Regions from separate parts of the Mus musculus genome. Here regions 1 and 3 are each linked to region 2. Evidence: chromatin loops called from intact Hi-C (ENCODE). Cell type or tissue: heart. All regions are shown on one strand. Each heading gives the region's core, and the rest is flanking DNA. Links, peaks and the distances in the headings are about the cores only.

The links. A loop is a pair of places that touch in the nucleus more often than their neighbours do. Peaks named below come from ENCODE experiments on the same cell type or tissue, not always from the same donor. Only the 100,000 strongest peaks of a DNase experiment are listed, where the experiment ranks them.
Region 1: a loop joins it to region 2, with 14 times the contacts of the local background. A loop is called at or near these places in 17 of 42 quality-filtered maps.
Region 3: a loop joins it to region 2, with 4 times the contacts of the local background. A loop is called at or near these places in 19 of 42 quality-filtered maps.

What each region holds. Positions count from the first base shown.
Region 1 is chr12:103,343,743-103,354,069 of GRCm38, forward strand. Asb2 (ankyrin repeat and SOCS box-containing 2) reads right to left here. Exons shown (of 10, transcript NM_023049.1): 2 at 1,914-2,190. The coding sequence starts at 2,119. Gm15523 (predicted gene 15523) reads left to right here. Exons shown (of 4, transcript NR_166807.1): 2 at 777-861; 3 at 3,559-3,685; 4 at 4,189-5,265. Among named protein-coding and RNA genes, the nearest start is that of Asb2, 7.1 kb to the right of the region's middle. In heart, for the core only: a CTCF peak has its summit at 4,979 (motif pointing left); DNase peaks (open chromatin) are centred at 4,995 and 5,598; H3K27ac peaks cover 656 bases.
Region 2 is chr12:103,137,144-103,147,470 of GRCm38, forward strand. Unc79 (unc-79 homolog) reads left to right here. Exons shown (of 49, transcript NM_001081017.2): 36 at 4,629-4,741; 37 at 4,836-4,921; 38 at 5,444-5,617; 39 at 9,159-9,227. Among named protein-coding and RNA genes, the nearest start is that of Prima1, 100 kb to the right of the region's middle. In heart, for the core only: a CTCF peak has its summit at 5,470 (motif pointing right); no DNase peak of the experiment used is centred there; H3K4me3 peaks cover 369 bases; H3K27me3 peaks cover 356 bases.
Region 3 is chr12:103,362,206-103,372,532 of GRCm38, forward strand. No RefSeq gene overlaps it. Among named protein-coding and RNA genes, the nearest start is that of Asb2, 11 kb to the left of the region's middle. In heart, for the core only: a CTCF peak has its summit at 5,877 (motif pointing left); DNase peaks (open chromatin) are centred at 5,166 and 5,846; H3K4me3 peaks cover 626 bases; H3K27ac peaks cover 1,083 bases; H3K27me3 peaks cover 1,016 bases.

The sequences.
Region 1 (10,327 bases), core at 4,267-6,766, 210 kb after region 2:
CTAGCTAGCTTACGAGCCTGAAGGCTTTGCTCTCTTCCCTACTGCCCAAGGAGCCTGTCTGACATTCCTGTGGAAAGGGCCTCTAAGAACAGGGTGCCCAGACCTTGGCCCAGCCCGTGGGATACAGGTTAACTGACAGCAGCAAGGAACAGTGTGACTTAGTGTAAGCATTGATGGTTGTCAACCTGGGGAGAGGGCTAAGATGGTTCATTTCCCACTTAAGAGTCACTTCTGCTGCGGCTAACCTTAGCAAAACCTGTACATTAAAGTTGTTAGACAAGGAAGCAGAAATTCTGAGGGAGTGGGCGACTTTCCCGAGGTCAAGGTCACATAGGGGTCACTGGCTGCTGGGAACGCTGAGATTTGAGGCCCATGGCCCACAGTCACATAGATCCCACCTGTTTCAGCAGCTTACTGTCCCCCTCACACCCCACCTCTAACACACACAACCTTGGCTGGGGGTGGGTGAGGGCAGTAAAAGCCTCTTCACAACGTATGTATTTCTTTCCCAAGCACATGAAGAGCAAATTACAAGCACCTTTCTGGCTGCCCCTGCAAAGACAGTGTCCCTAGATCAATCTTGCCCCACCTGGGAGCCACTGGCCACACGCAAATGTGAAATACACGGGATTTTAAGAGCTTGATAAGAGATAAACATGAGTGTGTGTGTGTGTGTGTGTGTGTGTGTGTGTGTGTGTGTGTGTGTGTCTCGAATGCCATGGTACCTAAGTGGAGGTTAAAGGACAACTTGTTGATTCCCTTCTTTCACCATATAGGTACCATGGCTCAAACTCAGCTCATTCGGCATGGAAGCAAGCAAAGTTACCCACTGAGCCTTCACGTAGCATTCTTACACTGGTGGTGAGTACAAATGATGATATTTAGAAATAAAAAATATATAAATTGTGTGTCATGCTTGTACATGCCTGTATATGCCTCAGCAACGAGGAGACCAAGGCAGCGAGATTCAAAGTTTGAGGCTAGCCTGGGCTTCACCATCAAGGTCCAGATCAGCTTGAGCTATGTAATTTGGCCTTGCCACAAAACATACGTTTTTATAAGATGATGTAAAACTTCACTTGTTTCTCCTACTACTCAAGTGGCACTGTGGGCTATGTCGATGGCTTTTCATGTGGCCTCAGGTCATACTGTTAGAAAGCCCAGCAGCTGGGTAGATGAGGTGGGAAGGGGAGAAGGGGAGGGGAGGGAGGGGGAGGCATGGAGAGCAGGCAGGATGAGGATGCCAGGCAGACTTCTTTTGCCTTACAGGTGTGTTTCCTGTAGACAGAGCTGGAAGCACTAGCCCCACTGAGCAACAGTCCCCTGCATCCAAGCATAAATCAGTCAGGCAAGGCCAAGCCTGGACTTTGGAGCTAGTCAGTTCCGAGTTCCTAGCCTTGTGACCCTGGGCCCATTAGTTGGCCTTAGGCTTCAGGTTCCTTATCATCGAGACCTTAGGGGTGTCCTTAAGAAAGTTCTTAAAAAACGAAAGCTCAGGGAGCCCGCCCTGAGAGAGCAGAAGTTCCACACTCGTGGAGTCAGCCAACTTCAGATCAAAAATATTTGAAAAACCCGTCTGTAGTGAGCGGTACAGACCGTCTTTCTTGTTGGCTGTAATGTTGTTAGTCATGTGTCATTTGTATTTATAATAAAAATTGACCTAGTGGTGAGTTAGAACACTTAGTGGGATTACATAAGCTATAAGCAAATACTGTATCTTATGTGAAAGACTTGGGCCACAGGCGTCCTGGATCCCATCCCACTGTGACCCCAAACAGTGACGTTAGATGACAAATGCAGGCTGCTAAGGCGTCAGAGACCAGGGTATTTTGATTCAGGATGAAGAGCCCGGGGCATATGAAGCTTGAGGTGCCCAGGGGTGCATGTACCCTCCATAGCTTTCCCTCACTTACCTGGTCCATGGGTGGAAATGTCCTGGCTGGTGGTTGGTCTGAGAGGACGCGGAGGCCTCAGCAGGGGTCGGGCCCCGAGTCTTGTCTGCCAGGCTCTGCTCGATGGCCATCTGGAGCAGCTCCTCCTCGCTCAGGCTGCTGTATAGGCTGTATTCCTCATGTCCGATGGCACGTTGTCTGCCCCGAGTGGAGATCTCAGTCGCCATCTCGGCCACCTCTCCTCCAGCTTCCAGAAGAGGGACTCAGCAGTAGCCAGCACACAGCAGGTGACAAATCCCTGTGAGGAAACCGAACCCTCAGTCACCGAGTGTTTCACAAGGCAGCCATGTTTGCCCACAGGGCAGACTGTGCGGTTGGACATTGTTAAACATGTGCGTGTGTGCTTGCGGGTTAGTATGTACACCTGACTGTGGATGCACCTGAAGGCCAGATGGTGACAGATCTCCGGCAAGTAGATTTACAGGTGGTTGTGGGCCACCTGATATGGGTGTTAGGAACCAACCTGGGTCTTCTGCATGAGTAGCAAGTGTTCTTAACCACTGAACCATCTCTCCAGCTCACTCTTTTTTTTTAATTCATTCATTTGGCCATGGGGTCTGTCTAAGCATCCACCCATCTTCACAGCCATCCATCCACTCAACTATTCACCAACCCCCTTGTCCTTCAAACTGTCATCCATCTACTCATCCTCTCATGCATCTGTCTAGCCACCTACAGCTATGTCCACCCTTCCTCCTACCCTATCTTCCCATCCATCCTTCCATTCACTCTCCTATCTATCCTCCCATCCATCCTCCACCCATCCTCCCATCCATTCTCCCACCCATCCTCCCACCTATCCTCCCATCCATCCTCCCACTCACCCTTCCATCTACCCTCTCACCCACTCTCCCACCCATCCTGCCACCCATCCTCCCATCCATCCTCCCATCCATCCTCCCACTCACCCTCCCATCCACCCTTTCACCCACCCTTCCACTCATCCTGCCATCCATCCTCCCATCCATCCTCCCATCCACCCCCCATCCACCCTCTCACCCATCCTCCCATTCACTCTACTATTTACTCACATATCCAAACATCCGACTATCATATCCATCCATCCCCACTGGCCAGTATGTGCACTCAACCACTACCCGCTCAGCTCTTTCATCCAGCATCATTCACCAGCCTATCTGACCTTCCAACCATCTATCCATCTACTCACCTATCCACCCATCTGCCCACCATTCATCCTTCTGTCTGTCCACTTCCTCAGCCACATATCCCCCATGCTCTTACCCACTCCCTTTTAAACGTATCTATGCAGAGATCTACCCACTCACCATTTCCATTCCAGGAAGCCTATCTATCTATACAGGTATGACGGCATACATTAACTGAGAGATTACTTCTTGTGCAACTACTCTGGGTCAGGCACCCTTCTGGGGACACAAAGATCTCAACATCCTGCCTCCTGCCTCACGAGGCCACACCATGTTGGGCACATTCCTCCCATCCAGTCACAGCTGTGTCCCACACTGGCACATCAACGCTGTTCTTCGCCGTGGGAGGGCTGAGAAGGCCTCGGATGAGTCAGACATGGGCTCATGCTTGGGCTCTTCTGGTCTAGTTAAAGCCAGCCATTACAACAATTTCATTACAGGGACTCTCTTCGAAAAGACACAAATGCCTCAGAGAGAGCAGAGCAGGCAGACTGAAGCTCTGTCAGCAAATAAAATCGAATCAGCCTGACTTGTGATATTTACTGGCTTGCAGCAACCCGACCGCAGGTCAGTAGTTCTTAACCCTGGCTGAGCACTCAAGTCACAAGAGGCTTTTGAAAAACAACCCCCCTTCCACCCCTCCCCCCAAAGTGCCAGCATTCTACTCTGGCAAATATTCACGTCCTTTCCCCCAGAGACAGTCGTCTTTCTTCTTCCCCTCAGATACTGGGCCTAAGTCCTTGTGATTTGCTCTCCCAAGGGGAAGCTAGTGGGGACGACACACCAGGCACATGAGAGATCTCTTCTTGTCATGCCCAGGGGAACTAAGAATTTCCCATGAGACCTGCTTCCTTGCAGCCTGAGCCCCAGAAGTAAGAAACACTGCAGGCTCCTGAGGGTAGGCAAGCTCAACCCATCAGGGATGCCTGTCTAGTTGATGAGACACGCCCACTCAGCCAGTTCGAGGTCAACAACTACTCCCACCACGAACTACCCTCAAGTGAGTGGCAACCGCTGTGGCGCAGCCCCCATTTCCAGCTTGCAGCTCAGAGAGTCTTTCCCACCTGCAGGTATGGATCTTGGCTACCAGTGCTTGGTCTAAGGACCGCTTTGCTGTGTGGCGTTCTTGTGGCTCTGGCTAACTGGTACCCAGGAGACGGTCCAGCACATCTCCAAGAGGACATCCAAATGGCCTACCGCCAAAACACCAAGAGGCAGTCACTTTATTAGTGTTGCGGGGTTCAAATTCAAAGCTAAAGCAACACAACCTCCCCTGCCCCACATGGCTCAGAGGAAAACAGAACGTGTAAGGGCCGCGGAGTGCATGGAGTCACCACGGAGAGTATGGGGTCACTGGGAGCTGTAATGAGGATTGAAACAGTGCTGAAAGATGGATGAGCCTTATCTCCTGCTAGTCCTGGGACCTCCTATGTACGATTGTGTGTAATGTTGGGGACCACAGTAGAAGATCACCCTCTGGGTTTTCTATGAAGAAACACAGCAGGGTGAGCGTGGCTGGAAAGCAGCCACCCTCTTGTACCCAGCGCCTTTGGCCAGGGACCTGAGTCGGTGTGAGGAGAGATGTGTTGTGTTCATAGAAAGCACAGGTTCTCAGGAGCCCTCAAGATGCTTGCCGACCGGATTGCTTGCAATGGACTTACCAGCCTACAGAATTCATAAAATAGTTTCACATTCCTGTCAAAACCCCAGGACCTAACCAAAGGTCAGGCACACAAGAAGTAGTTAATAAGTGCAGGAGAATAAACAGTAGAGTCAGAATAATGTTTAATTCCCTGGAAGGCTGGCTGGTTTCTGGACTGGGGACCTCGTGCTACCTGCTCTAACCTTACCCTGCCATCTGCTGGACATGTCAGGAATTGCAACGTGGCAAGTAGATGGTTTGTAGCTGTGCTCACAGGATGCTCACAGGATATTATAGCAGATGTGAGACATCATCTGACACACAGCGAAGGCCTGGAAAAGATCTGAATATGATTTGAAGCTCCCTGGGGGCAGCCTCCACCTGCTCTTGTTCATTCAGGACCTGCCCTGGCTGGAAGTTTTCAGAGGGGCTTATGATGGCCTTACATTCTTCCTAGTTTTCCTCCATTTAAAATAAAGACAGGGCAAAGAGAAAAGATCTCCAAGCCAGCCTTCTCTTTCTGTGAAAAGGATGACTGTCAGCACCTAAGCTGTCCCCATGTCCACTGAGCACTGTGGTATGGCAAGATCTGGTCCAGCCTGATGCAGACTCCCCCCCCCCCCCCAGTCCCTCCACCTTCATCCAACCTGATGCAGACACCCACCCCTTCACCCTCCAGTTGTTCTAGACCTCCGGGGTGGGGGCACCTGCATGGCATCCCTTCTCCTCACAGTCCCAGCTTCACTCCGTACAAGGTGACCATCTGTACAGGAAGTGGGGGCCCTCAGGGGGGTCTTGAGTTACATAATGGTGCAGGGCACATGGCAGGCACAGTATGTGGTTTTCAGTTTGGGGGTCACCTATGCACTGGAGCATGTGTGTAGAGGGTGGGCTGCTGTACTGTGTTCCTGAGCAAGGCCATGGCTCTAAGCCCCATGTCACCTCAGAGCTGCACTGCCAACCAGAGAGAAGGCCCCTTGCCACCAGTGTGCACACTCATGTTTGCTGCTGTTTGGCTCGAATCAGGGATGTGCGGTAGGGGTGTTGTTTTTCTGCCCAATGGCAGGTAAACTAGTCACATCTAGGGAGGAGGTGGCAGGAGAGGGGCTAGAAGGCAGCATTGACTTCACACAAGACTCTGGGCTCACGTAACTGCTGCTTTTCTTTTTCCGCTCTTGCATTTGTATGCAATAAAGAGAGAGAGGCTGTGTGTGTGTGTGTGTGTGTGTGTGTGTGTGTGTGTGTAGTGTGTACCAGTGTATGTGGGCTCACATGTGTGAGTACAGGTGAGGTGAACATGTATGTGTGTATGTAGACACAAGGGTGACATCGAGTGTCTTGGTTTAATTTACTGATACAGGGTCTGTCAATGAACGCAGAGCTGGCTAGCTTGGCCATGGGTCCCTGGATCTGTCTCCTATGTGCTCAGACCACAGGTCTCCCATGCCTGCTGGGTTTTTACATGGGTTCTGGGGATCCCACCGCCAGTGTTCATGGTTGTGTGGCAGACAAGATACTCACTGAGCCATCTCCCCAGCATGCTCCCCTCTCCCCAGCACCCCCGCCCCACTGCCTTTTAAGGTTTTAGGGGAGGCTTGGAGTGAGAATAAAGACTTTGTAGTTTTAAAAGATTCTCTTTAAGTATATATTATATGTGCCTACATGATAAATATATGCTTACAAATGTGTATGTACCATACTATATACATATATCATACACATATGCATGTATATGTGTACAGCCAGCTCAGAATCTGTGGGTTCTGCCTCTATCACTTCAACTGACTGAAGTTCAAAAATATTCAGGAAAAATGTTCAAGCAATCATGAGCACGTGTAGACACTGTTCCTGAACAACAGAGTGTGACGACCACCTTTGTGGGGGGCTGTGGGTGATCCAGGGATGGTTTCAGTGAGCACAAGAGCAGGTGTGCAGGTCACAAGCGTCTTGGACTTTGCTATCTGCAGGTTCCAGGAACCCATCCCAGCAATGCCTAACAGCAGCTCTGTATGTAACACTCATGTGTACGTAGTGCCTACTCATTTATTGTGAAAGTTTCAGGGTCTCCCGAATGTCCCAAGACCCTTAACCTCAAGTGACTTTAAACACAGGCTGCTTGGGCTAGCCTGGGGCTGAGGAGGAAGTGGGAAGTTACTTGGTGGTCACCTCCCACCCTCAGTACTCAGTTTTATTCTTTGCAGAGGTCTGCCAACCTTCACAGGTCTTCTGTCACCCGGAGCATCTCATGGGAGGCATGGAGATCTGTCCTCCTTGCCTGGCTCTCCGACTCTGATACTTTAACAGTAACAACCAGGCTTGTGCTTGTGGCCCCTGAAGAGTGCTCAGTCTCCGTCCTAAGCAGAGCCCTCTGACCTCTCGGTCTGTGCTGGTTAGTTTTGGTCAGCTTGACACAACATAGTGACACCTGGATGAGGGACTCTCAACTGAGGGACTGCCTCCATCAGATTGGCCTGTGGACATCAGATTAGCCTGTGGACATTTAATTGATGGAGGAAGGCCCAACCCACAGTGGGCAGCACCTCGCTGGACAGGTGGGTCTGGGCTGTGTAAGAAAGCAAGCTAAGTAAGTCAGCGCAGAGCAAGCTGATAAGCAGTCTTCAATGATCCTTGCTTCAGTTCCTGCCTTCAGGTTCCTGCCTTAAGTCCCTATACTGGCTTCCCTCCATATTAGACTGTAATGTGGAAGTGAAAGCCAAACAAGCCCCAGCCCCAAACCCAGGACAATGCACCAATTGTTTTCACTCAATATCTTTATCACAGCCACAGGGAAACAAGCTAGAACAGCACCTGGGGAGTATTCCCTTCCCATTGTACAGATGGGGAGACTGAGGCCCAGAATGTAAGTGGCCAAGGGCACTTTTTTCATCATGCTCCCCAGTCCTAAATGCTGAAGGACGATGGCCAGAATTCTGTATTAGAGTTTTACTACTGTGATGAGACACCATGACCAAGGCAAGTCCTATAAGGACAACGTTTAATTGGAGCTGACTTACAGGTTCAGAGGTGCAGTCCATGATCATCAAAGTGGGAGCATGGCAGCATCCAGGCAGACATGGCGCAGGAGGAGCTGAGAGTTCTACATCTTCGTCTGAAGGCTGCTAGTGGAAGACTGGCTTCCAGCCAGGTAGGATGAGGGTCTTAAAGCTCACACCCACAGTGACACATCTACAATAAACAAGGTCACACCCACTCCACACCTTCTAATAGGGCCACTCCCTGGACCAATCATATTCAAACCATCACAGGACTCTTCACCACACCTTTTCTCATCCTCTGGCTAAGATGAGACTCAGGTCAGAATCCCAGGGTGGGCCTTTGACAACTGTATTGTTTGTTTTTCTGTTGCTGTGACGAAACACCATGACCCAAAGCAACTTAGGACAGACAGAATTTATTTTGGCTCACAGTTCCAGAGGGGTAGAATCCATCATGGCGGGTAACCATGGCAACACAGGGCAGGCATGGCACCAAAAAGAGAAAGGAAGCTGAGAGTTCACATCTTCAACGACAAGCACAATGCAGGGAGAAAACCGGAAGTGGGGTCATGAGCTCTCAAAGCCCACGCCAAAGATTCCCTTCCTCCAGGACAACCTCACCTCTCCACAGTCCCGCCCCACCCCAAATGGTGCCACCAATCGCAGACCACGATTTCAAATTTATAAACCTATGGGGACATTTCTCATCCAAGCCACCATGGCAAGGGACAGGGCTGAAGGGCCTTTTTATAGACCCCAGTATACAACCATGTGATCATCAAAGGAGCTGGCATTACTTGCAAGTAGTCTTCAAGACCCAGCCTATTGACCTTCCATCATAGAAGAGTGAGAGGCCCGCCTCTGAGGTATCAAGTCACTACCCTTGTACATCCTTTCCAGTCATATGCAACTCTGCCCAAACTACACACCATCTCCTGTTTGCAGAAGGAGCTAGCGCAGAAGTTCTCAACCTGTGGGTCGAGACCCCTTGGAGGGGGGGTGTCAAACAACCCTTTCACCTGGGTCACCAAAGACCATTAGAAAATTTGGACTGATATTGGTAGCAAAATTATAGTTATTAAGTACCAATGAAAATAATTTTACAGTTGGGGGTCACCACAACATGAGGAACTGTGTTAAAGGGCTGCAGCATTAGGAAGGTTGAGAACCACTGTGCTAGATCGCTTAGACTGTGGAGGGTTAACAGCAGGGTGACTCCATCTACACAGCTATGGGGAAGTCTATGCTGGGGTGAGACTTTCTACTGGTGTGGCTGCTTTGGGATCACCCACACTCCCGTAAGTGACCGGTCGCCCATGCTCTCTAAATGATTCATTGGTTGGCCAAGCTGGACTTGGGTAGAGTCGTGCCTTGGACTGTTGTCAGAGACCTATCTGGAGTGAGTGGACACTTGCTGGTGTCCCTCCAGGAAAAGCACATGGGACAGGCCTCACAGCTTCTAAACGCAGCAGACCCAGCTGCTAGTCTCAGAGCCTTGATCCTAGTCTCAGCCAAGCTTGTGACTTTGGGGTGTCAAGGCTTTGTGCAGTCTCAGGCTTGGTCAGTGGTTGTCAGAGAATGCAGTCAACACCACCACACAGGACTCTTCTCCATTTGTACGGAGGAGAAACTGAGGTCCAAAGAGGTCCCAATGGGAATTGATCTTGCCCAAAGCTAACTCTGCCCACACTCCACCACCAAACCAGAGAACAGAAAGTAGAAACCGAGGCTCCATCTGGAGTGGAACACCCTTCCTTCTCTTTGTCCAAATCTGGGTCTCTCTCTCTCTCTCTCTTTCTCTCTCTCAAGTCATCTGGGTTAGGTCTGGAGTATATTGGGAAAAGCCACCTCATAAAGACAGTAAAGAAGAGGGTGAGAGACAGGGTGGGGGAAGAAAAGCAGAAAGAACAATAATACTTTTCTGGGTTTTGTGGCAAATACTGTGTTCTAAGGAGACAGTCTCCCCAGAGCTAAAGGCCACCTGAGGTGTTGCCTGAGAGCAGTGGCTAAGAGGACTCCAGGAAGCCTGGTTTCCCCTCATACCCTCAGCCCCTAGGCTGTTGCCTCTCCAGGACTGGGTCACCTTTGTCTCAGATGCCAGAGTGCAGGGCCTCACCCCTGCCTCCAGGCCCTGCAGGGACTGGCAGTGTCCCAGGCTCTTACACTGAATCCAGACACATCAGTATGGCTCAGTCCACCGGGCTAGACGCAGGATTCCAGGGCCCTGACCCAGTTTCTGCCTAGTCTCTAGAAATGCCGAGCTCTGCCATCTGCCAGCAGCCTGAGGTGACAGTGATGGGTGGGCACGGCTGGCCACTCCTCCCCCTGCAGGCAGCCGAGGACTCTGCAACTTAGAAGAGGGAGGACTCTGGACAGGCTGGAGACAATAAGTGTCCCCTGCAGGGGGGTTCTTAAATCTAGTCTGTGGACAACACTTAAAGACGCCCTAAAGGTACCAGGGAAAGGTCCTAACGGTTCACAAAGATGCTGACTGCCACTGCGTCTGGCCTGAAAACTGCAGGGGCTATGAATGGGAGCCCTTGAGGTCCGGGAGTTTAGCCTTGATTCTTA
Region 2 (10,327 bases), core at 4,393-6,892:
TTAATTTTGCCCGCTGTAGAGCTTTGCATGAATGGAACTGTGTTGCTGTTTTGTGTCTGGCCTCTTCAGGCAACAATGCTTTGAGATTTATCCGTGCTGTTGCAGGTACCTTGGTCCGTTTCTTTGTCAGAGCTGAACATGAACCACATGGTTAATTCAGGTTTCTACTAAAGAGTATCAGGGTCATTTCTAGTTCAGTGCGATTCCTTTGCAGCTATGAACATTCTTAGACAAGGCCCTTTGTAAATAGATGCTTTCTTTCTCTTGGAAATGGAATCATTGGGCCACAAAATATATGTGTGCTTGATTTTTTTTAAAATAAGAAATCAGAACTTCTCTTACATAAATATGGTTGTATAAAAGTATTTGTTCTAGGGCCTAGCTCAGCACTTAATGGTTCTTGCAGGCGACCTAACTTTGGTTCCCAGCTCCCATGGCAGCTCATAACTGCCTGTGACTGCAGTTCTAAAGGAACCGATGCTCTGAGGGCACTGAACATGTGTGTTTATACCCACACATAGACGCATAAGTAAAAATGAAGAAAATATTGCTTGTAAGGTTTTTTGTTTTGTTTTTGTTTTGTTTTGTTTTGTTTTGTTTTGAGACATGGTTTGTCTGTGTAGCCCTGGCTGTCCTGGAACTCAGTCTGTAAACCAGGCTGGCCTTGAACTCAGAAATCTGCCTGTCTCTGCCTCCCAAGTGCTGGGATTAAAGGTGTGTGCCATCACTGCCCGACACTAAATGAAGGAAATATTAGATAAAGGCTATGCTATTTATCCTGTGTGGGATACTATTTTACAGTCCCATCATCAGTGAGACTTGAGGCTGCTCCACATCCTTGCCAGATTTGGGTGTTGTTCGTATTTTCAACTGGAGCAGATGGAGTGGCTATATGGTGGCCATCTCTTTGTAGCCTTAATTTGCATCATCCTGATGACATTTTTTTCAAATGTTCATTAACTGTTTTATATATCCTGCCTGAAGTGTTCACTTAAATGATCTTTTCCATCTTTTAAATTGGGCTGTTTTCTTTTTACTCTGGAGTTGTCAGACTTCTTTATATAAATATTTTTAAGACTATCTTTACCTAGGCTGGGCTCATTCATTTTCCCAATGCTATAATTTGCCAACAAGGTTTTTATTTAGATGAACTTTAACTTATCCATGCTTTAAAGTGTATGCAATTATGGATTTTTATTGTTTAGCTGAGAAAACCTTGTCTTGCCTGCTTCCAAGTCGTGTCTATTCTCTGCTTTCTGTTAGGGTGTGCTTTCTGTTATTTTCTTCCAAACGTTTCATAACTTTAGCATTTAGATTTATCTCTTACATAATCCATCAAAATTACCTTTTATACAGTGTTGGGTAGGGGTAGAGACATTCTCTATATTCATATAAAATATCCAGCTATGTAAGCACCTTCTTGTTTTAAAGACTCCTCCCCTCGTTGGTCCACTGTGATGTGTGTTAAACTCCAAATTCCCTATATAGCAGTGTAGCGTGTATCCATGTAGATGGTGGCGTGTATCCATCTGGTTCCTTTGGGCTCTACACTGATCCTTCGTCTAGTGTGGTGGTTCTCAACCTTCCTAAGGTTTTGACCCTTTAATGATGTTCTTCATGTGCGATGATTCCCCAACCACAGAATTATTTTGTTGCTACCTCCTAACTGTCATTTTGCTACTGCTGGGAATTGTAATGTAAATATCTCATGCACAGGATATTTGATATGCAACCCCCAAAGGGGTCATGACCTGCAGGTTGAGAACCACTGATCCGGTGCCCCATGGTCTGGATTACAGTGGTGAGGCTTGGCATCAAGTAGCCAGGGTATTCTTCCTTCCTTCTTCCCTTCCTTACTTACTTCCTTCCTTCCTTCCTTCCTCCCTCCCTCCCTCCCTCCCTTCCCTTCCCTCCCTCCCTTCCTTCCTTCCTTCCTTCCTTCCTTCCTTCCTTCCTTCCTTTTTCTCTTTTTCTAAAGATTTGTTTAGCTATGTAAATTCGTTAAATTTCCAAATTAGCTTCTCCTTTCTTTCTGTTCTGCCTTTTCGAGAAAGTATCTTGCTTTGAGCCCTGGCTGTCCTCAACCTAGTGGGGATTCTCCTTTCTCTGTCTTCTCACTGTTGCTATAACAGGCATCAGTTCTACACTGTGTCCAAGCTTCTCCTTCTTTAGGCAAAATGGTTATTGGAGTTGACAGTGTATATTAATTTGGGAATAACTGATATATATATATATATATATATATATATATATATATATATATATATATCCCTCTCATTAAGTTTTAAGTTTCTCTCAGCTATGATTTTGAAATGTGTGCCCACATATATGGAGGGTGTCATCCTTAGGAATGCCATCTAGCTCCTGTGAGACAAAGCCTCTCATTGGTCTAGAGGCTCCAGTTAGGCTCGACTGGCTGGTCAGTGAGCCTCTGTGAGCCCCATCTTCACCTCCCCAGTGCTAGGATTCCCAGTGTACAGTACCAATGCCTTTCCCGGTTATGAGGATTCTCGGTTCAAACTCAGATCCTGGAACTTGTAAGGCAAGTGTTGTCCAGGCTGAACCATCAACCCAGCCCCGGAGCCATGTTCAGTAGTGGTCTTGTACAACTTTGGTTAAAATTTTACATTTTGGAATTTTGTAAATCTTCTGTTTAAACTTTAAACTTTAAATTTTGTAAATCTTTTGTTAAATCTTGTTAGATTGACCCCTAAGAATTTTATACATGTTAGAAATAATGTAAATTGAATTTTTTTTCCTGGTTTTTGAGACAGGGCTTCTCTGTATAGCCCTGGCTGTCCTAGAACTCACTCTGTAGACCAGGTGGGCCTCAAACTCAGAAATCTGCCTGCCTCTGCCTCTCGAGTGCTGGGATTAAAGACATGTGCCACCACTGCCTGGCATAAATTGAATTTTAAAGGAAATAATTTTCAATTTTTTTCCTGGTGGATAAAGATTTTTCTGGATTAGTGTTGTATCCTAGCTTAATTCACACATAAGTTCTAGAAGTTTCCTAGACTTCTAGACTTTATAGACTTTTTACGGTTTTATTTTGTTTGGAAAACATTATATTACCTACCAAAATATGTTTTACTATCCTCCTTTCTGATATTTTGGGGGTTTTGTTACTTTATCATAGTAGGTAGAGCCACCAGTACAATAAGGGATGTGGAAATGGCCGTTCCTGTTTTGTTTCCTGCCTTCACAATCTCATTCTGGTTATGTGTTAGCCAGGGATTTTTTTTGTTGTGTTTTGTTTTTGTTTTCACAGACACTTTTTTTAAAAAACAAACTGTTTTCTTCTATTTCCAATATGTTGAGTAATTTAAAACTCATGTGTTTTTATTTTAATATGTTGAATCACATTGATTGATTTTTTCTCTTCTTTTTTTGTGTTAGCAAATGTGTATATATGTGACGTGATGGTTCACATGTATGTGAGTGTGCATGTCTGTAGCTGTGCGCATTGGCGTGTGGAGGCCCACAGTTGACATCAGGAGTCCTCCTTGGTCATCCTCCTGCCTCATACTTTGAGGCAGGGTCTCTCCACCAAGCCTCAGACCTTGCTATGCTGCTAGTCTGGGTAGGAAGCTTGCTCACGCAGAGCATCCTGGAGCTCCATCCTCCGAGGCTCAAGCTCTAGGTGGTTCACTGTGCCCACATGGAGGATCTGAACTCTGGTCCTTCTCCTGGCCGTTTCCCCAGCCCCTATGTTGATTGTGACGTTATTCTGGCATTCTATGGATAAACCCTATGTGATCATGATATATTATCCTTGTCATCTATAGTTGGATCCAGTGTCCAGAGGAATACTGTGCTGTGTTTTTCTCTTCCTGTTCCTTTGTGTTTGTTTGTTTGTTTATTTATTTATTTATTCAGATTTATCTGATGTTAGTTTTAGGGCTATGGGGGCCTCATGAAACAAATAGCCAAAAGTTTCCCTTGTTCTGTTTATTTATGTCAGTCATAAGTTTAGGGCTCTGTTTTCCCTGGAGGCCGCCTTTGACCTTTGAACCAATGTTCCAAGGTGGACTTGGCATGATGAGGCAGAGGCTGATGTACCTAGCTTAGGAGAGCTTCTTGCCCTTCATCCACTTGGGACCTTTGATTTCTTCCTTCTGGTAACCTACTCCCCTACCCAACCACCTCAGGAATTATTCTCTCTGCTGCTTTTGTCTAAGAGACAGAGCCATGTAAAACCCTCAGGTACTTTTTGTTACAAGTGCCAGCTCAGATGCTCCAAGAAAACATGGCGGATCTCCCAAAAGAAGTGAGGATATTCTCACTGCATTCCCTCAGGGCAACCCTCTCTTGGCCTTGCTAGGCTCTTGCTGATAACTCTTATCCACTTCTAGACTTTGTGGCCTTTGAAAGTCACTGGCTTTGGGATACTCAGCTATACTTGGAGAGTCCTGGAATAATTCTGCTGTCACTTTGGCACTTTATGGATCTGTCTGAAAAAAATTGTTATGAAGTATTAGGTTTGACTATGGGTAATTTCATCTCTCTGGGGGAAACTAGCAAGAAAGATAGTGGATAAAACTGTGGCGCTCAGAGCCTAACCTCTAAATCATTGCATGCATGCTCGTTGGTCTATAGCTTGTGTTGTCCTCTCTGTTTGAACGCAGCATGATGGTTCCAGGCAATGCAGCAGGTGTGGCCAAGCAGTTCCTGCGCTGCATCTTCCATCAGCTGGCCCCCAATGGCATCTTCCCTCAGCTCTTCCAGAGTGCCATCAAAGGTAACTCATCCCCCCACCCCCACCCCAGGACCCAGACACCACAAGCCTGGCCAGTCCCCAGAAAGCCTACTAAATCTGATCATTTGCTTTATAGATGGGACTTTTTTAAGGACCTTAGCCACATCTCTCATGGACTTCAACGAGCTGAGCTCAATTGCTGCCCTCAGTCAGCTCTTGGAGGTAGGTTTGCGTGAAAGGTACCCTAGGTCCCAGGCAAAGTTATGTACCACATCTGTCTCCCTCCCTGAGGCACCCCTGGACTGCTTCACGGTGAAGTGTTGTATCTAACATAGAGAAGTCCCAGACTGCTTCACCATGCCCAGGTGTTGCTAGGAAGAAAGCAGCGGCTGCTATTATCAACAGCTCCAATCTTTACTTTGGAAGAGTCTTTCCAGCAGGCGTTGTTCATTACCTTCTTAGCACCCATCCAGACCCATTCTATATCCTTAGAGAGTTCTTAATTCATGATCCCATTTTATCTTCAGGACATAAAGATCATTAGTTTTGCCCCTGCCGTTTTACTAAATGTAGCTGGTTTCCCTCTGTATTCCTTCTGGCTGTTAGAGCAGTCAGCCTGTGTAGCAGGCAGCCCATCGTGTTTATAGTGCAAATATTTAAGGTTTCTAAGCAAACCTTCTCTGGGTAGCTTTATGATTCGTGTCCTGTTTCAGCAGTTGATTGCCTATGCTTTTGTGTTTTTAGGGTCTAAATAACAAAAAGAATTTACCAGCAGGGGGTGCTATGATACGCTGTTTGGAAAACATTGCCACGTTCATGGAAGCTCTGCCCATGGATTCTCCTAGTAGTCTCTGGACCACAATCAGCAACCAGTTTCAGACATTTTTTGCCAAGCTGCCTTGTGTTTTACCTCTGAAGGTGAGCTCAGCCCAAGTTTTTTTTAGCTTCCATTACTTTCTGCCCATCTGCTTACAGAGACCAACATGCGAAGCACGGTCGGTCAGGTGATCTGATAGAGCCCAAGAAGCTAGGGGAAATCTGTCAGCTAGAGGAGAGAGTTATTTAGGTCATCCACTCTGCTGTCGGCAGCATGGAGTGGGTACTTTGCTTGCTGATAATGAAGGTACCCCGTGACCACGTGGTTTTTAGTTGAATGCCAACCGACTGTGGTTTGTTTCTTTCCTTTCTTTCTTTTTAAAATTTGTGTTTGTTTCATTTTCAGCGAGGGAGCTAGAACTCAGCCTCCTGTGCATGCTAGGTAATCATCCTATTACTGAACTATATCCCCAGTCCTTAGGTGGGCTTTCTGCAGAAATGCTCTTCTCAAGTGGATATCCAATAGGCAAGGAAATTAATAGCTTATCTAAAAGGAATCCAGACGTAGGTAAAGTGTTAGCTTTAGAGAATTATTTAAAGTGGCATGTGTTTTGTTTTGTTTTGCTTTGCTTTGTTTCGGTTTTTCTGAGTAATGTTCAGGAAAGAGCAAGATGATATTCAGTGGTTAATCTGTAGTTCAAGGGTCATTGTCGTCAGGGGCCTGATAATAAAAAAAAAAAAAAAAAATAGAAAAGGAAAGAAAGAAAAGCAGGAACTTGTTTTATTAAAGCGGGAGAAACCAATAAGACACATTCTTCCTGTATGTCATCAAATAAAGAGTTGTACCGTAAGAGAGGAGGTGTGAGTTGTAATTGCTCCATGGAGGTGGGGAGAAGGTTGGAACTCACGCCTCCTGACTCCCAGTCTAGTGCTCCTGTATGACTGCACACTGCTGTAAACCAAGAAAGCCGCAAGCGTTTGTATCTCCAGGACCGGGGCCAGGAGGTAGCCAGCCTTGGCAGAGCCACTTCTTTGTCCCTTTGTCTCCACTAGAGTTGTGTGACTTCTTCATGTAACTCAGATAAAATTACTACAAAGCAAAGTCGAATAACTTGTTCATCTGACCAGTGAAGTCACATGTTGGTACTTCTGGAATAAATGCCTCATATGTATAAGATGTTGCAGAGGTCAGCTAACCGTGGCAATCACAGTTGTGGAACCAGTGGATGCTAATAAGGATGCTGATAAGGAGCTGGTAATTCGGAGCCTTTAGCTTGCCGAGTGCTGTTGCTAGGGTTCAAGGGGACTGTGGAGAGCAGCCCAGGTTTCTGTATCACCACTCTCTGGGTTACCTGTTTATCCATAGCTTAAAGTAGATGAGCAAATCCAAGCAAAGAGGACTAGTCCTGGGCTAGCTAGATAGCTCAGGGAGTAAGGGTGCTTGCCACCAAGCCTGACAATCTGAGTTCAATTCCCAAGTCCCCCACAATGGATGGAAAGACTGATTCCCAAAGATTTCAAACATCCATATGTGTGCACACACACACACACACACACACACACACACACACACACACACACACACACACACACACACACACGAGCCATTCAGAAGCACCTATCCCGATAATGAAGATGCTGAACTCCATACTGACCAGCAGGGGGTGCTGCTGCTGTAAACAACTGGCATGCCTAATTTGTGACAATCAGCTGCGCCTGCAGGGACTCCACCCTTAATGAGTTGAGTGGTGTGGTGAGAGGCAAGGTACTACGGAGAACGGAGCCCCTTGACAGCGTTAATGCATGGCACCTATGGAGGACTGCCCTCCTCTCCTGCTGATGGTGGCTATGTGGGAACAGGCCTCAGCATACAGATCTTCCCCCAACTAAGATGACATTTTCTGGCTTTTAAGTCACTAGAGTTTGGCCTGATTAGCAGCTAGTTTTCAGCTCCTGCTTTAAAGTAAGTAAATGTCACACCAATTCTGAAGGCAATTGGCATATTGAACAGGCCGAGGTTCTTTTTAAAAGATACTTAGAAAATGCCGTCAGGATTTGTGTAAGAGCGTTCCCTGCTAGGTCAGATCTGAGAACTGATTCCGTTTTGTCCTTAATCTCTTGGGAAAGTAATACTCTCCACTGAAAAGCTTGCAGTTTGCTTTTGAGAAGTCTCATTGAAGTGGATCTTGGACTTCAGGGTGCACCGCAGCTCCTGCTAAACACAGGGCCACGACTGGTCAGAGTTTGGCCCGAGGATTTGCATTTGAACAAATGCAAATTTCAGGTGACAGACGAGCTGCAAGTCCTGGGATCCAAGATGATTCCCTCTGGCTTAGTCTGTACTGTGTGGAAGGCTTCAGTGCAACCTTGTAGAAATGTTGCTAAGGATATGCTTGCAACAGTAAAGGGCAGCTTATTTGTGCTCTGCCATTTCCTCCCAGTCTCTGTAAACACAGGGATTTTCAAAGCACATTTTCATGTAGAATCTTGTTTTTTTTTTTTTTTTTTCTCAAAAATTTTGCTACTTTTCTCCAGGTTCCAGGTCATGTCTTTTCCTGACAAAGGGAAGATGGCTTCACCCCCTAGGGACTGGGGACAGGTAGCTCAGCAGTGCCACACCCTTTTTCTATGCACAAGGACCAAATTTAATCCCTAGCCTTGTGAAATGTTAAAATAAGAAACAAATCCCAGAGAAAGGATGATAAAACTGGATCTTATTTGGACTAAAGATTTCTATAAGGTTTTGCTTTGCCCCAAAATAGCTTTTCATAATTTAGTGTACCTCCTTAGACTAGTATACATTTAACATCTGCCTACTTACTTCTGTGTCTACTTAACATCTTTCTATCCACCTGTTCATCCGCCTATCTGCCCGTCTGTCTATCCATCCATCTATCCATCCGTCTATCCATCCATCCATACATTCATCTACCCACCAGTTCTTTATCCAACTTTCTATATCATTTCATTCTAGAACTGTATCTTTGAGAAATAGCTTCAGAGCTATGTTTATTTATTTATTTATTTATTTAATGATTATTTTAATTTTATGTAATTTTCTCATTGAAATCTATCTGAAAATGATTATTTTTAATATACATAGGAAACAGTCTAGCTGTAGTTACAGTAAGAATTATGTGTGCATGTGTGTGTGTGTTTGTGTATAAGTACATGAGGGTATATATGTTTGTGTGTGTGTATGTATGTATGTGTGTGTGTGTGTGCATGTTTGTGCATGTGTGTATGCATATGTGTATAAGGGTATATGTATGTGTGAATTGCTGTGAGAATGTGTTCATGTGGAGGCCAGAAGTCAGCACTGGGAATCACTCTTTAGGCATGGCCCACCATGTCTTTGAGATGGGCTCTCTTCCTGGCCTGAGCTCACTGAGTTGGCCAGGTTGACTGACCAGCGAGCGCCAGGAATCTCAATGCCTTCACCACACCTGCCAACACACCCAGTTCATTTATATGGGTTCTAGAGAGCAAGTATGGGACTTTATGCCTGGGTGGCATAAAGCCCTTTACTGTTGGAGCTATCACCCCAGACCCATATTCTTCCTTTTGCAAAATAAATGCAGGAAATATTTGAAGCAAAGGAAACCTTGAGAGTTGACTTTTCGTTTTTCATATCTGTTCACAGTGTTCTTTAGATTCCAGTTTGAGAATTATGATTTGCCTCTTGAAGATACCTTCCACCAATGCCACGAGGGTATGTATTTTTTGTTTTAAAGTACTTCAGAAAAGCTTGACTGGTTGATTATTTGATTGCTTTATAACTGAAAGAGAGGCAGATAGCAATACTGATAACCTGGCTGCAAATGGAATGACCCAGTTAGCATCATGATAGGTCAGCATCTAATATCCCGCAATGCTACTGTTTGTAGCCATTCATCCTGGTCTAGCCCATCACTCCATCCTCCAAATTATCAACTAGTTGAACCTTTTAAATAGGGTTGTGTTGGTTCCTCAGCTAAAAGTCTTTGATGACTGCTGATTTCTTTCAGGATAATGTTTAAATTCCTTGATGTGGCATACACTCACATCCCTTCTCATCAGCCCACCTTCCCAGTCTAATCCCACTACTTGTTCCATTTATCCATGGCTCCCATGCAGCTTCAAAGTCAGCATCATTATCATCATGATGACAGTGGACAATGTCTGTTGAATGCTCCTGTACTTTACACATATAATCTTAGTTTCAGATCCTCACCTTTGTTTAGGCTGTTTCCTTTGCCTGACATACTTTAAACCCTTGTCTGTACTGAACACCTTTTCATCCTTCAAGTCCCAGTTAAGGGTTCTAAATGCTCATACTATCAGTAGGAAGCACTTCCTTGATTGAGCATTTAGTATTAACACTGACAGTTTCCTGCAGTTGCCAGGAAGATCATGAGCCTTGTGGGGGTGTTCAGGACTGTTTCTCATTTCCTTTTATACCCTGCTCACATATCTTGGCTGTTTCCTGTGCAGCAGTACAAGAGCATATTTTATGACAGTGCATAATTACTAACTCATTATCTACCAACAATGCACATTTCTTACAGCTATTTACCTTAACTATACTTTCACAGAGTCACAGTTTATGCTAGCTGGTTGAGAGGTTAGTCAATCTGTGGCTATACAGTGAAAGACATTAGGCCCAGAAGCAACATGTCTAATCAAGGTCATAGAGCTAGTTTGTGAATATCTGAAACTTAAGCATAGGTCCTTAGAAGGCAAGTTTCTAGGTTTTTCTGCTGTGCCATGTTGCCAATTAATTGTTGTTTAGGTGTGTTTCCATATAAGCCACCATATAGCTTTTAATCTATA
Region 3 (10,327 bases), core at 4,535-7,034, 230 kb after region 2:
GTGCAGAGGCTCTGCCACTCTGACTGTCCCTAGCTCACGCAGCTAATGGCAGGGTCTGAACACTACACGTATCTTTCTTTTTTCTCTCCACCCTCCTGCCCTCCTTTCCCTTGCTTGGACTTTTCTAGATGGTGCAGAAGCCCCTAACCTCCCCTCCAAACTGCACTGTCATAGTTCCTGGCCCAGCCATGCAGAGGGTGTGACCAGGCACACAGGTCCTGGCCTGCCGACAGCTGGGGCATATTGAAGAGGATAGTTGTCCTGATATACAAGAGAACTGTCAGACAGGCTCCAGGGACCAGAGCTGACTCTGACTTGGTGCAGGGCCTGTTCTGGGACCTTCCTGGCTGGCCAGCTGGCTGCTTGTTCTATGTCCTGTCCTCGGGGCCCCTGGCCCTATATTTAGTACCACTCCTTCCCCAGCAGGATCAACTGTCTGTTGTGCCACACGCCTTGGATCATCCATTGGCCACTGCATCCAGTGGCCTGGTTTCTGACCCATGTATCTGTCAGGCTCAGGCAAAGGCTGAGCACAGAAGCAAGTTCCAACTGGTTGCAAGGCCCTTGGACACTGCTGGCTCAAAGCAATGACTTCCTCTGAGCCTCTATCCTTGCCCCACCCACCTGCCCCTTACTGCCCATGGTCCCAATGAGGGTGTCTAGGGCAACGGCTGCTTGAGGCTAACACCCAATGAATGCAGCTATTATTATTTTTATCCTCGAAGCATAATTCAAATGTCACAAGCAGTTCTGGGTGCCAGAAGCAGTGTCAGCTGCTGGGATGTTGTCTCTACCCAGCCCTGCAGAGTACAGAGGCAAATGGGAGGAGGTATGGAGACAAAGAGATGGAAGGAGGGGAGGAGAGAGGTCAACAAGAAGGATGAAGGGGGATTCAGGGGTGGGCAGAAGGGATGGGGGAGGTGAGGAAGATGAAGAGGAGGTTTATAGAAGGACCAGGGAGAGGGTAGAAGGGATAGGGAGAAGGTTTCTCACAGGCTGTCCTAATCGTGGCAGGTAAGTTTTGGCACTATCATGTTATTCCAAGTTGTAGGCTGCTCCTAGTGCTACACCATGGAGTCATTGGGAGCCTGTTGAAGTTGAGTGTAGCCAGAAGGCAGAAAAAAAAGAGAGCCAAGGGTAGACAGGAGAAGTCTGAGCCATGTGAACACTGCAGTCATGCCCAGGGAGGCTGTGGGGGAACACGGGATCGGGGACAAGGCTTTCTCAGACTCCGAGGCAAGAGGTGGCCTGCCTGCCGGGACCTGTCTGATAAAGGTTTGGGAACTTGTGTAGTGGGGGCTGTCTGTGGGCGGTCTGTGTGGAGACAGTGGCTGGAGCAGGGTGCTTGGGTGGGGAAAGACAGGCCCTGGGAGGTGAAGGATGCTAGAAATTTCAGGAGAAACTTTAGGGCAGAAGAACCAGAGAACCTGATCAGCTTCGAGTGACTCAAGCCATGCCTTGAGGGACTGGAGGTCCTCTGGCCACTGGTAACATCTATGGGCCTTGACTCTGGACCTCTTGATGGGCCTAAGCACAAGGAGCAGGGCAGGGATCTCAGGCTATGTGGTGTCTGAGACCTTGCCCACACTCACTGTCTGCACCCAGCCTGGCAGAGTCAGTGCTCTGTAAGTATTCAGGGACAGAACCCGAGGGCTAGGCAAGATGGCTTCCTCTGCGCTGGTCCCCAAGAGCTGGCTGCCAGACTCTGCCTCTCCTAACAGCCAAATCATCATCAGGCTTCCTGCTCTCTCGACCAACGGGGCACAGGGAGGGGTGATGAGGCCAGGTCAGGCTGTTTCTTTCCAGTTCCTCCTCCTCTTCTTTGAGCTGTGTTAGTGGACTGGTCTATCCTGGGTGCGGCTCCAGTTGGGCAGATTCTCCATAGGTTCTTCCTCTACAGCTCTGGCCCAGGGATAGTACCACCCTCTCTCAGAAGCCTCGACCCTGCTCATAGCTGTTTTTTTTTTCCTGTGTAACTTCTCTTTTGTTGCTTGTGCCTATTAAGTTTTGAAGGTAGGACCATCAGCTAAGATACAGAAAGCCTCGTTAAGATTTAATTTCAGAAAACCACTATTGCAGCGTAAGTATATCCCTGAAGTTGCATAGGATATGCTTATGCTAAACAGTTAACCTGCTGCTTCCCTGCATCCCTGCTGCTTACCTGCATCCCTGCTGCTTACCTGCATCCCTGCTGCTTACCTGCATCCCTGCTGCTTACCTGCATCCCCCTCACCTGACTGGGTAGCCAGTATTTTTCATTTGAAATCTTATTTTCAGGGACCCTGACTGATGTGTCTTAGGTCACAGGAAACTGCTAAAACCCTTGATTACAGAACAGGCAGGCTCAGAAGCCCAGAGCCCCAAAGCATAGAGATAGTGTGGGTGGCTTAACGAAAAATGAAGACACAGCTGCTCCTAAGTATGGTTGAGCAGAGGGTCGTTCTTGGAGATACGAGGAAAGGCACAGTCAGAGGCGCCTGGGCCAGTTCAGATTGAACAGAACCATGACAGAAATGGGGGGGGGGGGTGAGAGAAGAGAAAATAGAGAGAGGAGGAGAGAGGGCAAGCCCAGGACCAAGAGAGACACCAAGAAAGGGCATGAACAAAATGGCTGGATTATACAGGAATCAGAAGCTGGGGAAAGGGGAGCCCAGCCTCTGGGTTGGAAGGGTTTAGGATACAGCAGTAGAAGGCTTTCCTGTGGACAGGATCCATGGTCTAACGGTAGGGGTAGGGAATAAGGAGATAGGAGAGTAAGAAGACCCGTCAAGACATTCCTCTCCATAGCCTAGCTTCCTCCCCCAGAATGCCATGTGACAATAGGGACAGACCCAGAAGCAGGCACTGGCCGTTGGCAATGGTATAGCATACTAGGAAGCTAGAGGGGTGGGTTAGGAAGACCTGGAGCCCTTCTGTGGACAGTAAGCTGGCTTTGGTGTCACCTTCTAGGCATGTGACTCTCTAGGCCTCAGTCTCTCAGCCTGTACAGTGCTCAGCCTGCTGACAACACTCAGAGAGTGGGTGTCAGAGGTAGACAGAACCAAAGACCCTGCCTTTGAACTCATCGGGATTGCTTGCTGGGACAAACGAATTCCATGATGCATTACTGGGCAAGCGCCATGAAATGATTAACCCTTAAAAGTCTCCACACGCTGGTTCTCCTTCCATGGATCCAAAGCCCAGGCCTTCACCTGTGGATGCTTCTGCTGTCTGACAGATGTGGGTATCCCTCAGCTGTGCCATCCATCTTTTAACCGGAAGAGGCAAGAGCTGGAGAAGGCATGACAGGGCCATTTTCTCACTGACCTCACTCCACATAAGCCACTTCAGGTAGGCTGGGAGCGGCTTTCTAGCTCTGTTCCTAGGAAGAAAAGGACAACAGCTTGATGGCAGCCACAGGGCTCACCCACACTCCTGTGCTATCTCTAACAATACCCAACAACGTGGGAGGAGGCCCTAGAAGGATACTCCTCTGTCCCTTATATGACCCCATGACAGAGAGCTGTCAGGCAGCATCATATTGAGCTCCCTCAGAAACAAAACCTGGGACAAGGACCCTGTGTGTATTATTCTACTTTCCATTGCTACAGCAAGATAGCCAAGGCCGTGTGGTTTGTAGAGAGATTTACTTAACTCACATGGCTGTCAGCTGACTGTCCCTGATTGGGGAGCCCCATAGGCTAGCCTTTAGTAAGGACACTCGGTTAGGTCTCTCCATGGCCAATGGCATCATGATGGGCATACATGCCAGAGGGAGAGATTACACGGTGAGATGGGGGAAGCCAGAGAGAGGGGGGCGCATCAAGGATTAAGTTATTTCTTTTCCAACAGCTCATTTTGATCAGGGATCCCATGAGAACCTTGCCAATCTCTTGGGGCAACATCCCTAATGACCTAACCACTACCATCTAGGCTCTACTACCTCTTAAAGGGCACACAACCTCACTATTACCATGTACTACTGCTGCTGCTGCTGCTACTGCTATTACTACTACAACTACTGCTACCACTGTTACTATTATCACAGGGCTTGCCTCTGACACATGAGGATAAACCATGTCCAAACCACCTCACGATCTCACAAAATGCTGTAGAGGGGGAAGGTAAGAGACAGAAGGTCAGCCAAGAGCCTGGCCTCAGGTGACTAAGTCCCCATAGATCCAGCACCTTTGATGTGTCATGAAAGAAGGAGCTGAGCCTTGGGACTGAGTCTTCTCTCTGGTACTTCAGAAAGGCAAGGACTGACAAGTAGAGGGCTGGATTGTGTACACAGTGCTCAAGGCGAGGGGACAAGGACAGGCACCTAAGGTCTGCTATGCTCACCAGACATACAGGAGGGCAAGGATCAGTTCAGGCCGATGTTCATACCCCGTGCCTCTGGTCTCATGGCTCCTTCATGTCCATGGAACCTTGATGCAGGACTATAGTTTGTCCCAATTCATATGGAAAGCAGGGAGTGGGCCGAGGGTAGCACCTGTAAACTACCTACTGTGTGCAGAGCCCAGCTCCATCCTCAGCCAGCCAGGGGTCTAGCAGCTGATGCCACGGAGTCAGATAGAATGTTCTCTGGAGAGTCAGCTAGCCCCTTGGCTTTGGCGGAGTCCGAGAACCATGTTCCCAGGTCAGGGACAGAGGCAGCTTCACACTTATTATAGGAATCACAGGCTGAACAGGAATGATGAGCAGATAAGCAGTACACAGTCGTGTCTAGTACTGGGAATGCCATCGAGCCCAAGTACAGCAGCCAAGGGCATTGATCTCAGGGTCCTAAAGCCTCTCCCTAGGGTGAATGCTGTTCAGAGAGTGGAGATCCTAAGCATACAGCTTCCAGGGCCTTGTGTGCTCAGCTGGGCATGTGGGTGGTCCTCCCGACTCCCACCTTCCCCAGGAAGCCCCCGGGGTTTTAGCCAGATCTGAATGTCCTCCTGGCTCAGGGATGTTTGGAATTGAGACAGGTTAGATGATAGCCTCACCACTCACCTTGACTTTGCTTCTTATGCAGCCACTGAGTTTCTGGAGACACAAAGCTCTTGGCTTTGGATTCTTAGTGTGTCACATGGGGTTCTCCCTAGACCAAGTTGCTGCAGGTCTGCAGTCTGGGAGGGCTTGATGCTGGCCATTTCTCAGGGCCTCATAAGGCCAAGGTCATGGCTGAAACTCCTATCTCGAGGCCCTAGGGAGATGCTGTCCAAAATTCTCCAGCGTGTTGACAGAGCTCTGGTCTTTTTGTCCTGCCCACCATTGGCAGGGGTCATTCTCAGCTGCTGTGGCTGCCATGGTCTTTGTCCACCACCTCTGCTCTCATAGCAGGAAAAACCCACTCTCCATCCTCACTATCCCTCAGGCCAGATTTTGGAAGTCAGTCAAGAAAAGGGGCTCGGTTGTCGAAGGTTCCAATGTGCTCAGGTAAACCTGGGGAGACTCCTTTTCCTCAAATTGACTGGTCTGTGTCCTTCATCGAACTTAAGAAATCCCTGGTCCCATGGGAAGCACGTGCAGGTGACCACAGCCTTAGGACTCTGGGAACAGTAACGGGTCGTTTAGGAACTGGCCTTCCTCCTTGGTTCCCAGAATGCCCTGCTCTCCCTTCTTCCTCACCACAGCCCCCACGTGACCTCCTCACTGTCTCTCCCCACAGTTAGGATTTTGGAGTACATTGGGAGCCCTAAACGTGATAATAAAAAGGAGGCCTGGGTCTAGACCACCCAGGGAGCTGGTAAAAGCCACCCAGGTCGGGATGCTCATCCAAGCTCCAAGCAGCATTATTTCCCAGGGCTAGGGAGCTGCTTCCCAGCTCAAAGGAAGGGATTGCAGTCCTGGGCTGGGTATGCTGCGGGGGTCTGGGAAAGCATGCAGGCGCCCTCTGGTGGACTCTTTGGGATCTGCTCTAATGGAAAGGGTAAAAGTCGGTGGGAGAGCCCGAACAGCTCTGGCTTTTCTCCAGTGTGGCAAGAAAGCATTCTAGGCGGGGCCCCATCTTCACCAGGGAACCATCATGGTACCAGAGGTGGGTGTGTGCCCGCACCAGCAACTCCTTTTTATCACGGACGCAGGCGCCGTCAGCAAGACTGTGTGGGAACTGTCTGCAATGCACTATCTCCCAGGCTTAGCCAAGAACCGGCTCTAGGCGGCCTTGTTCTGACCTCCCCCAGGCTCCTAGGCTCCTTGGGAGCTCACAGCAACCAGCTCCTATTAGAAGTCCCCTAGGTACCTTGGTGCCACAGTTGGGACTGATAGGGCAATTCTAGTTACCGCGCAGGGAGAACAGTTAATGCGGTGACAGGGTGCCACACCCAGCCGTCTTGAGCTCTGCAGTGCACCTCAAAGAGCCTTGACTTGGGCTTAGTGAGCCCTGAGTCCAGACTCAACCCTGCGATGTGACCTTGGGATGGTCACTGTCCATCTCTGAGTTTCTGTTTCCTCTTCTGTGAAGGAGAAATGCTAGCCCAGGCTCCCAAGGACCGCTCGGAGGACCCAGAGAGGAAGTCACCACCATCATTGCTCCAATGAGATCTAGATGGTTCCTGCTTGGCTTCAGCATTGCCGGGGGTAGTAAGGTAGACGGCTGATGGTCACATACACAGCCCAGGGAGCTGGCCTCAGTGATCCTGAAGAAGAGGAGGCAGACACACAGACGTTGTGGCAGGAGCTTAGCTGGTTACAAGCCAAGTGTGAACTGCTCTGACCTGCCCCTGTCCTTTGCTCTGACCCTGCTTCTGCCCTCCTCCTGCTGTGGCTGTGACAAGCCCCTGCTCTGCACCTGCCCTGCACCTGTTCTGCCCTTGTCCCAGCCTTGCCCTGCCCCTGCCGTGCCCCTGCCTTATCCCTGGTCCTTCTACTCTGATTTTGGTCCTGTCCTGTCTTGTCCTGTCCTGTCCTGACCAAGCCTTGTCCCAGTACTTTCCCTAGTCTTTCCCCAGGGAAAAACTGTCCAAGGAAGTTGAGGCCAAGGATGAGACTGAATCTTAAAGTAAATCAAGATGTGGGGGAGTTGAAGGGAGAGACAAGTGCACACTCCTTTATTCTCAGCCCTGCTTTGATCTCAGAACTTGGCTTTGTTATTGAGACACTATAACCCAAGCTAGTTCCATCTCACTGTGTAGTTAGTCCAGGCTAGCCTTGAACTCATACCGTTATGCTGTCTCATCTTCTCAAGTGCCAGGATTCAGGTAGGGGCCACCACATCCTAGCTGTAAGCAGCTTTCCAAAACAAAGATCCATCTCTGTCACCAGCACCTCTGTGGCCTTGGGAGTCCCAAAGGAACTGGACCCATTGTGGCTTGGGGGCTTCACTTTGGTGTTTCTCTCCCTTTCCAGGTTCAGTGACTAAGAAAGCAGAGACCAGAACGGCTCATCTGGTTTGCTTAGTAGTCCCTCAGAGATTCTACTCCAGTCATTGTGAGCACTAGTCAGACATTATCCAGCCCTCAACCCTTGAACTGCCTGCCTATTGGAATGATATCTGGCCTGGATGTTCCCTGGGGAATCAAGACTGAGCTTCATGCTGTACTGGGTGCCCAGGTATGGTACTGGCTAGCCATGGGACCCTGAATATGTCTGTGTGAGCAGCCAGCTGCTCAGCTCTGAGTGGGGAACACAAATGCTGATGTTACCATGAGTGCCACAGAGGAAAAGGGTCCAGGTGCCTGGGTTAGGCTGCCTAGTGGCGATATCTTGCAACCTCTGGCAAGCTTGGTCTCAGGCTCTCAATTTCTCTTTCTATGCAGCAAGGAGGTTATAGGTATATGGAAAGGGGAACAGTAACCACACACACACACACACACACACACACACACACACACACACACACATGCAGCTTACACACACACATATATATATACCTATACAAATAAATGTACATAAAACTCATACTTATATAATTATTTCAACATCACCGAAAATAAGAATTGTTGCTGTGATGGCTAGCTGTAATTGTCAACTTGATGCAACCTCAAACCATTTGGGAAGATAGCTTCAGTTGATGAATTGTCTGCTGTGTCAGGTTGGCCTGCAGATATCTCTGGGTGTGTGTGTGGGGGGGTTGTCTTGATCATTTTAATCAATGTAGGAAAGCACAGCTCATTATGGGTGGCATCATTCCCTAGGCAGGAAGTTCTGACCTATCGAAGAGTAGAGAACGCTAACTGAGTTCAAGTGAGTAGGCAAGGAAGGAGCCATGCATGTGTTCACCTCTCTCTGCTCCTGACTAAGGATGCGCTGTGACTGTTTTAAGTTCCTGATGCCTTGACTTGGACACATGATGAACTGTGACTTGAGGTTTTTTGTTTGTTCTGCTTTACTTTTGGTGTTTTGGCCAGAATGCTTATCACAGCAACAGAAACAAAAATAGAGTATGTATAATATTTACTCCATGTTAGTTAGGCTCTCTCAAATCTCCTCACAAGCTCTAAGGTACAAAGAGGATAGGTAGGTAAGGACCTTTTCTAAGGTCAGCCAGTGGTGGGCTGGGGCTCCAACCCCCATCTGATTTAATAGCCACGATGAAGGTTCTGATGTGGGGAAGGAACTCTGAAATCCCAGCTCTTCCCTGGAGGTGACAAGGTGTCACAGGTGACCTCTGGTGGGGCTCAGCAGAGAAATGGCCCTGGCAGACGGATGGGGTTGGGTGGGGGTGCCACAGCACTGCAGAGCAGGCTCATGGTGGAAAGTTTCTGAATTCAAGGATTAGTGGGAGATATGGACAGGATCTGGCCTTGAGTGCTGAGCCAAGGTCATGTGTCTCTTTGTAACAGACACCTGTTGCACCTGCTGAACCTGCTCCGTCAAACAGGACATTCCTGTGCTCGGCTCTTAGGCTCCTAAGATTAGTCTGCTAATCCTCCTCAGTCACCTCCTGCTTAGTACGATGTCATGCTTTCATGGTGTCCCCAGCCATCAAGTGGTATGGCCTGTGCCCAGGCTTCTGTTGAGAAATCAGGAGGTAGAAGGTGCACTCAGAGAGCCATTGGCTCTGCCCCACGGTCCTGGAGTAAACCTGGTCTGACTGCCTAGCTCCACTCAGTGACAGGGCTCTATGTTCTGTCTGTGTAGCTGCTGAAGGGGGCATCTGTCCATCTGACTTGGATCCATCTCCACAGGTTGCAGAGATGGGAGGAATCCCAGGTAACCCTGGTGGACACCATGGTGGATCTCCATGGCAAACTCTTCACAGCCATCCAGGATGCCCCACAGCGCCAGGAGCTCTTCTCTCAGATAGAGCAGGCCGTCCTCCAGAGCCTGGAGACTCTAGCAAAGAGAACCATTGTGCCGTAGGTGATATTTAAAGCCTAAACCACTTGCCCTGGATCAGAGAGAATTGGAGACCCCTTTTTACAGGAGAGTCTAGGTGAGGCTGTCTTCTTTGATCCTTGCAGGTGTCAGTCCAAGACCAATCTCTGACTGTCTATGTGGCTCATGTGTACCCTCTCTGAGCCTCAGTTTCCTTATGTGTCAAATGGGGACGCACAGTAGGACGAAAGATCTTGTGAGATGCCAAACAGCAACCTCCTCCAAAGCGTTTAAAAAAAAAAATACTGCTTCCCCACTTTCTCCTTTATGGCTATCTTATAGGGAGGAGAATTGTTGCCAGAATGAGGAGGTGGCAGGTGACAGAAACTGCCCAGTTACACTGCCACCGGGAGCCAGAAGGTTGGTTGGCCGATTGGTTAGTTCAAGACTAGTACAATGGGATATTTGCAGAGCCTCTGCCCCCTAGTGGTAGTGATCTGGAACTGCGCCACCTGGTAGCTTTTCTTTGGAGAGCATCCTGTGTCCACACTGGGCATTTCTTCCCACAGTACTCAGGATTATATTTGTCTTTTACCGAAGGTCCAATTGTTTAGTTCCTTATGACTCCTCCTCACTCCTGATTGTGAGTTAAGAACTTTGCGTGAAAGTGTGGCTTGTTACCAAGTTTTAGGGAGCATTTTAGCCAGAGTATTCTTGTCATTTGCAAGTTAGCATCGGGGAAAGGAGGCCACTCGATCGGCCCTGTGTCACCCCAATTTACATCCTGGTGTCTGTCTGCCTAGCATAGCCCCACAGCCAGTATGGCTGAGCCTCAGTCAGTCCTGAGGCTGTAAGTCTGACTCTGTCCTGCATCTCCCAGGGCCTTCTGTGTCCGCCCACTCACTCAATAGTGGTACAGAGTTCCTCTGGGCAGGACCAAGCTCTGTGGATACCCCAGAGAGTCTGGTAAACCAAGATGTTCTCACCCCTGTCACCTCAGAGCCTGAAGATCTGACTGTGCCAGCTGCAGAAGAGATGTCAAGGAGAGAGGTGGGCAGAGAGAAGCCAGAGTCCCCTTCCAGAAGGGACATTTGATATC